Linked DNA regions of Homo sapiens: region 1 is linked to region 2. Evidence: read pairs that join two places in POLR2A ChIA-PET (ENCODE). Cell type or tissue: OCI-LY7. All regions are shown on one strand. Links, peaks and the distances in the headings refer to the core of each region. The heading gives the core; the rest is flanking DNA.

Evidence for each region. ChIA-PET counts read pairs that join two places held together with the same protein. Peaks named below come from ENCODE experiments on the same cell type or tissue, not always from the same donor. Only the 100,000 strongest peaks of a DNase experiment are listed, where the experiment ranks them.
Region 1: POLR2A ChIA-PET joins it to region 2 with 6 read pairs; 3 of 35 experiments call an interaction of 5 or more read pairs at or near these places.

The regions. Positions count from the first base shown.
Region 1 is chr14:61,701,201-61,708,592 of GRCh38, reverse strand. All of the region lies in intron 1 of HIF1A (hypoxia inducible factor 1 subunit alpha), which reads right to left. Among named protein-coding and RNA genes, the nearest start is that of HIF1A-AS1, 9.1 kb to the right of the region's middle. In OCI-LY7, for the core only: no CTCF peak of the experiment used is centred there; no DNase peak of the experiment used is centred there; H3K27ac peaks cover 417 bases.
Region 2 is chr14:61,778,905-61,782,904 of GRCh38, reverse strand. SNAPC1 (small nuclear RNA activating complex polypeptide 1) reads right to left here. Exons shown (of 10, transcript NM_003082.4): 7 at 3,995-4,000; 8 at 508-658. Among named protein-coding and RNA genes, the nearest start is that of SNAPC1, 18 kb to the right of the region's middle. In OCI-LY7, for the core only: no CTCF peak of the experiment used is centred there; no DNase peak of the experiment used is centred there.

The DNA of each region.
Region 1 (7,392 bases), core at 1,995-5,994, 76 kb after region 2:
AACCTGACAAAAACAAGAAATGGGGAAAGGATTCCCTATTTAATAAATGGTGCTGGGAAAACTGGCTAGCCATATGCAGAAAGCTGAAACTGGATCCCTTCCTTACACCTTATGCTAAAATTAATTCAAGATGGATTAAAGACTTAAATGTTAGACCTAAAACCATAAAAACCGTAGAATAAAACCTAGGCAATACCATTCAGGACATAGGCATGGGCAAGGACTTCATGTTTAAAACACCAAAAGCCATGGCAACAGAAGCCAAAATTGACAAATAGGATCTAATTAAACTAAAGAGCTTCTGCACAGCAAAAGAAACTACCATCAGAGTGAACAGGCAACCTACAGAATGGGAGAAAATTTTTGCAATCTACTCATCTGACAAAGGGCTAGTATCCAGAATCTACAATGAACTCAAACAAATTTACAAGAAAAAAACAACCCCATCAAAAAGTGGGCAAACGATATGAACAGACACTTCTCAAAAGACGACATTTATGCTGCCAAAAGACACATGAAAAAATGCTCATCATCACTGGCCATCAGAGAAATGCAAATCAAAACCACAATGAGATACCATCTCACACCAGTTAGAATGGCGATCATTAAAAAGTCAGGAAACAACAGGTGCTGGAGAGGATGTGGAGAAACAGGAACACTTTTACACTGTTAGTGGGACTGTAAACTAGTTCAACCATTGTGGAAGTCAGTGTGGCGATTCCTCAGGGATCTAGAACTAGAAATACCATTTGACCCAGCCATCCCATTACTGGGTATATACCCAAAGGATTATAAATCATGCTGCTATAAAGACACATGCACACGTATGTTTATTGTGGCACTATTCACAATAGCAAAGACTTGGAACCAACCCAAATGTCCAATAATGATAGACTGGATTAAGAAAATGTGGCACATATACACCATGGAATACTATTCAGCCATAAAAAAGGATGAGTTCATGTCCTTTGTAGGGACATGGATGAAGCCGGAAACCATCATTCTCAGCAAACTATCGCAAGGACAAAAAACCAAACACCGCGTGTTCTCACTCATAGGTAGGAACTGAACAATGAGAACACATGGACACAGGAAGGGGAACATCACACGCCGGGGCCTGTTGTGGGGTGGGGGGAGCGGGGAGGGATAGCATTAGGAGATATACCTAATGTTAAATGACGAGTTACTGGGTGCAGCACACCAACATGGCACATGTATACATATGTAACTAACCTGCACGTTGTGCACATGTACCCTAAAACTTAAAGTATAATAAAGAAAAAAAAAACACAGAATGCTGAGCCTTACTTCCAGAGTTTCTGATTTATGAAGTCTGAATGGCGCCTGAGAATGTGCATTTCTAACAAGTTAGTAATGCACCAACTAGGTGTTACCAATGATGATAATCTGGGGACCACTCTGAGCCCCTCTGCTCTAAGAAGATACTTAACGTGTTCTTCAAAAATGCCCAAAGAAGTAAAAGAGCAACGCTCAAAACTAGTTTGTTACATACTTTTCTCTTTAAAAAACCTACCCAAATGCTTTACAAATACAGGAAATATATCCACCTCCTAAGACATTAATACACCACATACTTAGAACTTAGTAATTATAAAATACACTAACTACACTGACTAGACTATTCAATGGTTGACCTGTGGTATATATCCACAATCATCAATAGAACTTTTTTCCCCCAAATATAGAAGGCCAAATCCCAACCCTGGAAATTCAAATTAAAGGCTTGGCACATCTGTTTAAAAAATAATATCAACATAATCCTGATGAGCACTCTTAGCTGTTTAAAGTCTATGTTTCATTTCTGAGTGCTTGTAAAATTTACAGATCCCTGAGTTCCATCCCAAAATTACCAAATCAGAATCTCTGGCGAATGGGTCCCTGGGAATCCATAGAGCAACTAGACACTCAGGTGATTTAACCACAGAAGTTTGAGAAACATTAGCAGGTCTTAAAGCAAAAGCTTAACAGGTAGGCCAGCAAATTTTGAAAAACGAGAATAATTTATTTTTAGCTATAACTGAATACACATCCTATAACATACCATGTTTGTCAGGCAAAACACTGAATATAGTGAGTTTCACAATACTATGTAATGTGAGGTATAATTGCTAAGAATAAGAAGCTAGCAGTAAAAGTCAATAAGCCAGCAAGAACAAGTGTGCGTTTAGTAAAACTTTGCCTTAAACACGTAAGTGCATGAGTAGAGTTCAAAGATGACCTAAGGAAGAATGTGGCAACTGAATTTTTTTCCAGTTCTCTGAAACAATTTTTTAAAAGTCAGCTTTTAATACCTTCATGAATGTCACAAACATTCAAGAGTGAAGAATCACTGTTCATGGTTAAGAGCTGTGTATCACTGACTTTCCCCAAATTACCTACTCTATCACTCTTCTTTCTCTGCATTGCTTCCTTCTCAGCTTGTAAATCCTTTTCTTTCTGTTTCCCTTATTTATATGCTCTTAGATGGTAACAGATCTAAGACTAGAACCTAAGAAGGTCAGTGACCCTAAACTTTGTGTGTATGTAGAAGAATGTGTCCTTGAAATAATTATTTGCTTAACTTTAATAGAAGATGCATAAATAATAATAAAGTACTTACATAACAGGAAAAAACACATGTATTGAAATAAGGGTGTACAATAGAAAGCATACCCTAAAGACTTCTTCTATTAAATATTTAGCTCTAAACCTTGACCATGATTAAGATTCTGGAAATGACAAAGGAGCAGCTCTCCTAAAGCAAGAGTCTCTGTTTTCCAACTATACTAATCCATCCTATCCAATATTACCAAATAAATTTTCCAAAGTGACCTTCTGATCCTGTTTCTTTGTCTTTAAAAAGGGTTAGGTAACACTATTAGTGTGTGGCAGATCTCAGATTCCACCTGAGAATCTCCACCCTTTTCCCCATTTTAATATGAAGCCCCATTTTTAATATGGCCTATGCCTTTCCACAAATCAGATGCTCAATATATAATTTTTAAATTAAAAGATTCAAGAAATTTGGGACTATTTTTTAAGAATAGAAGGAAGAAACATGATAGCTACCCTCAGATATTTGAAAAGGATATCAAACAAAAGGCGGATTTGGTAATTTATACAACTCCAGAGAGTAATAAATAGGAATTACAACATGGCAGTGCTTTGTTTAATAGAGTTAAAGCAGTGTTGAAGTTACACTCTATGAGAATTTTTAAAACCGTGTTTTCATTTTGGTGGCATTGTAAAAAAAGAAAAGGCATATTCTACATCATCTAAATGATCTCTCCATAGTTCTGTATACTTGCCTCAAGCCTTCTGTGTTTGAGGCTGCATTTGTTTATGATCAAACTGTTACCAAATGACCACTAAAAGGAACAAGGTTACATTTTTTAATGCAGTATACATACTCAGACTGAGGTCACTGGGTACATCTCAAAAATTCAGAGGATTATTTTGCTCCAAAAGAGATCTGAACATTAATCCTGTGTTAAGAAACACAGGAATAAAAAAGAAAATAAGTAGATTGTCTTGTGAGAATGTTTTGTGTATGTATGTCTGAAAATTCTAAAAGCAGACTGGCCAATGCGCCTGTGGTGGTTGACATTAAATAACAAAACTTAAACCCAAAAGTCTGTACTTCGCAAGAACCTCAAACTTTAAAGTGCAATGAACTGAAAATTTAAAAATGGAATATGCTATGAATGAATGAATGAACATAAAAAATGGAATGTTCAACTGTGGCCTAAGCCATCAACGATTCAATGCTGTACTCAATAAATTAGCTGCACAAATACCTGTTGAATAAATGAATGCACAACAATCTGTTACAGGACATAGTATAATAGTTAGGTGCCTGAGTCATGGTTAAGCGTTGAAGAAATTTTTTGAACCACTGAAATAAGTCAACTTAAATTATTCAAGAAAATATCCCTTCATCCATTCACAGTGAAGGCTTTGACTACTGGTTTGACACTATAACCATTTAAATATTTTAACTATGTTAGCTACAAAGGCAGGCAATATCCAACTTTCCTCTGCTAACAAGTTAAAAGACATTTAATGAGATTCTGGACACAAAGGACATGGAAATGTAGGCTTTCTTAATTTCCCCCTCCTTTAACATCCCAAATAAATAGCTTTGAGAACATTTTTCTTCCTTTAGTATTACCACTATGGAAAATTATTTTAGAATAACATGTCTATACATAAACCAGTATTTAGTCTGCAAAGGCCAGATGTTTATGGAAAAAAAACCAAGTAAAGGAAAAGCATCAGTAACTATTCTGCCACTATTATTTACTCACTGGTGGTGAATAGCCTTCGTCAGATTATCACAAAGAAGGCTTGAGCGATTCTAAACAATGTTGAAAACAACTTAACCAATACTATAATATTATGAATATATGGATAGTTTCTACTTAATTAAGCCCTTACTTTGTGCCAAGAGCTGTTCTGAGTGTTTCATATGAGTTGATGTATCATTTCATTCTCATAACAATCCTATAAGGCAATTATTCTTATCATCCCAATAAAGCAATTTGTGTAAGATCACACAGTAGAGCTAAACGATCTAGAAAAATGTGTGATCTTAACACATATTTAGTAGAGAAAAGGATCATCTTTTTCTTGAGATGAAAACCCTAACCCATAGAAGAAATACTCAACTTCCCAAAAGTCATGACAAGAACAGCTTGCAGAATGACTACACTTGGTAGAAAACTATAGAATATGAATTCAAATGACTTGCAACAAAAACTCATGGCCCATTAATTACTGGTCAAGAGTTCTGTGTATAGTAAGATAATATTCTACAAGAAGACCATCAAATATGCTACAATAAGACATATTTGACTCATGTAATCAGGGAACTCCATTCACATGGCCAAGTAGGGCAAAACGTTTTCTTCTAGGAAACTGATATATAGACACTAGAAGAGAGAGGGAGTTTTTTTTACTTTTTTTTTTTTTATATTACAAACTGTATGGATGCAGGTATGGGGATGCTAGCCGTCCTCTTCCACACCATACAGACAGCCTGTCAGTGGCAGAGTAAGGCCAGCATGCAAATAGAGCAAAGGTATACAAGCCAAGTAATATCAAGACAAAAGTCAGGGATTATTACACTCTGAGATCATTTGAGACTCTAGATTTGTCTCTTAAACCAAAATTAGATTGTGTTAGCCAATGACTACATTTTCCCCTCTTAAACTAGATTGAGTTGTATTTTGCTACTTGCAATAAGAAGAATCCTAATATACTTATCAAATTGCCAGTGTTCCAAATTTAAAACTTTAATGATGATAAAGTTCAAGAAAATGACACTCTAAAATACAACTAGGTCAAACTTTCTAGAAGATAAACAGGCAATTACATTGAAAGCTTTAAAATGGATACTTTTTGACCCTGTAATTCTACTTCTTCTAATTTATTATTAAGAAAGAACCATGAGGCCGGGCATGGTGGCTCACGCCTGTAATCTCAGCACTTTTCTCACTTTTTTGAGAATAGGTTTGATAAAAAGGCAGTAATGGTAAAACAGACTATATCTGAAATCTGGAGAGTATTAAGAGCCATATATTATGTTAAGTACCCAACATTAATATTATCTAATTTAACCATCACCACAAGCCTACAAAATTCTGATACTCTTCCTCACTATTTAGATGGGAAAAAATGTAGATGTAAATTTTTTAAAAGCAGGTTAAAAACAGTACTCAGTCCCTAATCCTACAGTTATTAACATACAGATGTAACACAGAATTGAGAAATAGTAGACAATGGTCTCTACATAGTGAAAAAGCAGGTGATTTTTATTTCTTTGTGCACCTGTGTAGTTTTTAAATTTTTTCCTCCAAAATTTTAAAATTTCATTAACATTAAAATAGTTTAGCCAGATCAAATGATTGTAAACACACTCAGGGAACTCCTATTTAAATGGTATTCTATTATAAAGCAAAGAGAATAATCAATGCTCTTCTATTATAAAGCAAAGAAAATAAACCCCAACCTTACTATAAAGTAATAGAATTTAAATATCTATATCAAAAAAAGTCAAAGGAGATTCTTTAACTTTCTTCTTACCAATCAGTGAATCTCAGACAGGGAACTAAAGAATTAAAACATTCTTTTTAATTTTTTTTTTTTTTTTTTGGAGACAGCATCTCACACTGTCATCAGGCTGGAGTGCAGTGGCGCGATCTTGGCTCACTGCAACCTCTGCTTCCCAGGTTCAAGCGATTCTCCTGCCTCAGCCTCCGAGTAGCTGGGATTACAGGCATGTGCCACCACATCCTGCTATTTTTTTTTTTTTTTTTTTGTATTTTTAGTAGAGACGGGGTTTCTCCAAGTTGGTCAGGCTTGTCTTGAACTCCTGACCTCAGGTGATTCACCTGCCCCGGCCTCCCAAAATGGTGGGATTACAGGCAGGAGCCACCGTGCCGGGCCGACAATATTTCTAAAGAAACCTTTTAAAAACCTGCATTCTCTTTGTTCATCCAATTATTCAATCATTGTCTCATTTGTTAATTCAAATACTTATTAAGAGCTCACTGTGTACACCACGTACCAGTATTCACACCACAGATTTCTTTTTTAATTTTTTTGAAACACAGTCTTGCTCTGTCACCCAGGCTGGAGTGCAATGGGGCGATCTTGGCTCACCGCAACCTCCGCCTCCCAGGTTCAAGCAATTCTCCTGCCTCAGCCTCCTAAGTAGCTGGGATTACAGGCACCCGCCACCACGCCTGGCTAATTTTGGTATTTTTAGTAGAGATGGGGTTTCACCATGTTGGCCAGGCTGGTCTCGAACTCCTGACCTCAGGTGATCCACCCACCTCGGCATCCCAAAGTACTGGGATTACAAGCATGAGCCACCGCGCCCAGCCCACAAATTTCAAATTCAGCCTACTTGGGATTTGGTCCACTGAAACATATCCAGTTTTATAATGGAAAGGGGGAGGGTAGAAATCATTTTAAAGAAATTTGCTTAGCATCTGAATTTACAAGACTCTTAAGAACAGAAACGTATCCCAACCCTCAAAGACTTCAACTTTCGCCTTTAAACCTTATTTTTAACCATAGTATTTTTCAGCTGGAAAAACAAATCCTCCCAAACTACTTGGAAAAAAAAAAGGGGGAAACACGGGGGACCTGTCCTTAATGAGTGAAAATTGCAATATTAAATACTAGACACTTTTAAATTAATTTGCCTAAATATATTGTGACTTTTCAAACAAGTGAAGAACTACATACAGTAAACTATGTTCCATCACTACATTTTCCCATTTACAAGATAATAAATTTTCAAAATCATATGTTGAAATAATCTTTATGGTTAAAACTGTAACCGGTTAAGGTGAAATTTTAAAATAAAGAAACACTCATAAATAA
Region 2 (4,000 bases), core at 1-4,000:
TTTGAGAGTCTTGCTCTGTCACCTATGCTGGAGTGAAGTGACATGATCTCAGCTCACTGCAACCTCTGCCTTCCAGGTTCAAGCAATTCTCGTGCCTCAGCCTCCCAAGTAGCTGGGATTACAGGCATGCGCTACCATGCCCGACTTTTATATTTTTAGTAGAAACAGGGTTTCACCATGTTGGCCAGGCTGGACTTGAACTCCTGACCTCAAGTGATCCGCCCACCTAGGCCTCTCAAAGTGCTGGGATTACAGGCATGAGCCATAGCACCCGGCCAGGCCAAAATTTCATCATCTATAAAACGATACATTTGATATGATTCCTAGGATCCCTTTCAAGCAATAAGATTCCAAGAATCTAACAGAATTTATTTTTAATATTAAATCTCACAAAAATGTTCTCAAACAAGTATCTAATCCTTCTTAACAAGGAAATAAACATGAGGCAAAGTTGTAAATAAAACCCATTCTCCTTTGTTGAATCTTAGTAAGACTTTAAAAAGTTACCTTTGTTTCTGAGAGACATCTTCCTTCCTGCTGGTTTCAATCTTTCTTTCTTCTCTTTTTTCCTAGTTGCTTTGACTTGCCCTTGACCAGATGCAGAATCAGAGTCAGAAGAGTCGAGTTTGACTTGACGATGCCTTCTTGATTTGGATGCCTTAAGAGTTACAATCCAATTAACCAATAAATTATAAAATGAATCCAAATGATAAAATTGAGAGGAAGACAAAATGTACAATCAAAGATGAGGAAAGATTTACAGAAATATCTGTCATAAAGTACTTTACTATTACCCCTGGCTGGCTTACTATAACTACCTGTGTCATGTAAATAGTCTCTTATTTTTATAACATGAAGTTTCCTGCAGCTGTCATCATCATCTACTCACATGGGCTTAAAATGAAGTTGTTCTATTATCTGGCATGGTTAGGCAACAAAGGTGTAGAGGCATCTTCTAATAAATTTATTTCCCTTAGGCACTACCACGCATTCCAAGTAGAAGTACTTCACGCTTGGCTCCAGGTTTGGCCATGTGGCCCAGATCTGGCCACAATGAGTTTAACATCCCCATGGCCAGGGTAATTTGTTGGGAGTGGGGAGGCAAGCAGGCGGGGTATGTGGTATGTATCATGGCTAATGAAATGCTATTTTGGAATTGTCTAACTATTAAGAAGGAAAAATTCTTTCTTGCCTTGGAAGCTAAAGCTGGGAACATGCAAGGCTGGAGCTGTCAGGAAAACAGCACTTGACGGCAGTGAAAATGGAGGGCCAGTCTTAATGATAGCTTTGTCTGCGACACAGATATCTTTAGCCAATCCTGGCTAAGGATTTGTTTTGTTACATCAGTAGGTGAATTCCCTTACTTGCTTAAGCAAAGAATTTTCAGTTAATGCTGTATATGCAATACAGGTATTAACAATTCTTTTTTCTGTCCTTTTTTTTTTTTTTTTTTTGGAGATGGAGTCTTGCTTTGTCACCCAGGCTGGAGTGCAGTGGCACGACCTCAGCTCGCTGCAACCTCTACCTCCCGGGGTTCACGCCATTCTCCTGCCTTAGCCTCCCGAGTAGCTGGGACTACTGGCGCCCACCACCACGCCCGGCTAATTTTTTGTATTTTTAGTAGAGATAGCGTTTCACCGTGTTAGCCAGGATGGTTTCGATCTCCTGACCTCATGATCCGCCCACCTCGGCCTCCCAAAGTGCTGGGATTACAGGCATGAGCCACCGCACCCGGCCAACAATTCTTAAAAAGCAACCACGTATAGCTGTCTCTCAGTATCCATGGAGGATTAGTTCCAGGACTTCCTTCGTATACCAAAATCCAGAGAAGCTCAAATTCCTGATATAAAATTGTGTAGTATTTGCATATAACCTATGCACTTCCTCCCATATACTTTCAATCATCTCTAGATTACTTATAATACCTAATACTATGTAAATGATTGTCATATTATTCAAGGAATAATGGCAAGGAAAAAAGTCCACACATATTTGGTACAGATGCATTTTTTTTTTCAAATATTTTCAATCCACAATTGGTTCAATCCATGGATGCAGAAACCACAGACACACTACAGTAACCAAAACAGAATGGTACTGGTACAAAAACAGACACATAGACCAATGGAACAGGACAGAGAACTCAGAAATAAAGCCACACACCTACGACCACCTGATGGTTGACAAAGTTGACAACAAAAATTGAAAAGTGAGACCTAATTAAACTACAGAGCTTCTGTACAACAAAAGAAACAACAGAGTAAACAGACAACCCTACAGAATGAGAGAAAATAGTCACAAACTTTGCATTCGATAAAGGTCTAATATTCATAATCTATAAGAAAATTAATTCAACAAACAAAAAACCACCCCGTTAAAAAACGGGCAAAGGGCTGGGCACAGTGGCTCACATCTGTAATCCTAGCACTTTGGAAGGCTGAGGTGGGACTGAAAAAACAGGCAGGTGCATTGAAAATCTATAGAGAATAGTGTCTCATTCCTCAACCTCAGAGCTAGGCAACTGATCTCCTGTACAAAACAGAAGGCCTGCTCTCTGAAGAGGCTAAACGAGAAAGGATGTGGGCTCAAAGGAAACTGGTGTAGGTGAGGAAGGAGATGAGGCCTCTTATTGAAAATAGAGGGGCTGAGTGAAACCTGCATAAGGAATGGTGAGCCTCGTGGCTGATTCTCTCTGTAGGCTCCCAAAACATTGGCAGCTGGGCTTATTTCCCACCCTCCTCCCCTAGACAAGGGAGTGAAAGATTGCTCTCTAAATAACTAGCTCCAAGACAAAGAAATCTAGAGGTTAGATAAGCTCCTGATCTCCTCTTGACTACCCTTAAATATGAAAAGACATCTGAGGATCTTCAATCATTTTTAAAAAGCCAACAAAATGGGCCAGGTGCACTGGCTCACACCTGTAATCCCAGCACTTTGGGAGGCCAAGGCAGGTGGATCACCTGAGATCGGGAGTTCAAGACCAGCCTGGTGAACATGGAGAAACCCCCAACTCTACTAAAAATACAAAATTAGCCATGCGTGGTGATGCATGCCTGTAATCCCAGCTACTCGAGAGGCTGAGGCAGGAGAATCACTTGAACCTGGGAAGCGGAGGTTGCAGTGAGCCAAAATTGCACCATTGCACTCCAGCCTGGGCAACAAGAGCAAAACTCTGTCTCAAAAAAAAAAAAAAAAACCAACAAAGTGAAAGAGTTCAAACAAATAGAAAAAAAAGAACTCAAAGGAAATGGGAGGAACCATCAAAAAAAAACTGTAGTTAATATCCTTAAAGAGAAAAAGTTATTGCATCCTGTGAAAAAGAAAAATACATTTAAAAAAATAAAACAAACATTCAGAGAACAAAAAAAATTACTGGTAATGAAAAAATATCAGGGGAAATTTTTTTAAATCAATATAATGGTTCAGAAGATAAAAGCCTAAGAAATCTCCCTGAAAACAGAAAATGAGACAGAGACTGGAAATAGAAGAGAAAAATAAGAAAAGCTGAAGAAGAGAAAAGATGCAGGAAAGAATATTTGTATCAAAGAAACAATACAGAAACTTCTTCAGAACTGAAGGATATCAGATTGAAAGGAGGTCACCATGAGTGCCAAGGGCAATAAACAAAAAAGATGTACACCAAGTTACATTATATGTATTAAATGAAATTTCAGAACTCCAGGGACAAAGCAAAACCTAAAACCTTCCAAAATCAGGAATACTAGAAGCTGGAAGACAATAAAGGAAATGGCATCAAAATTCCAGGTAAATATTAGAAGAAACTGCTAAAAGAGAAGAAGTGAAAGATGCTGTCTCTGAAGGTTAGGAATACAAGGGTGGGAAGTGGCAGAGAAGGGGACTGTTGTGCTATATAATCTCTCTAGCATTATTTGACTTTTAAAACTAAGTACATGTATTACTACTTTGATGAAAAATTGAAATATAATTTAAAAAGCAGTCAATTTCCAAATTACCTTATTAAAGAATAACTTACCTGTAT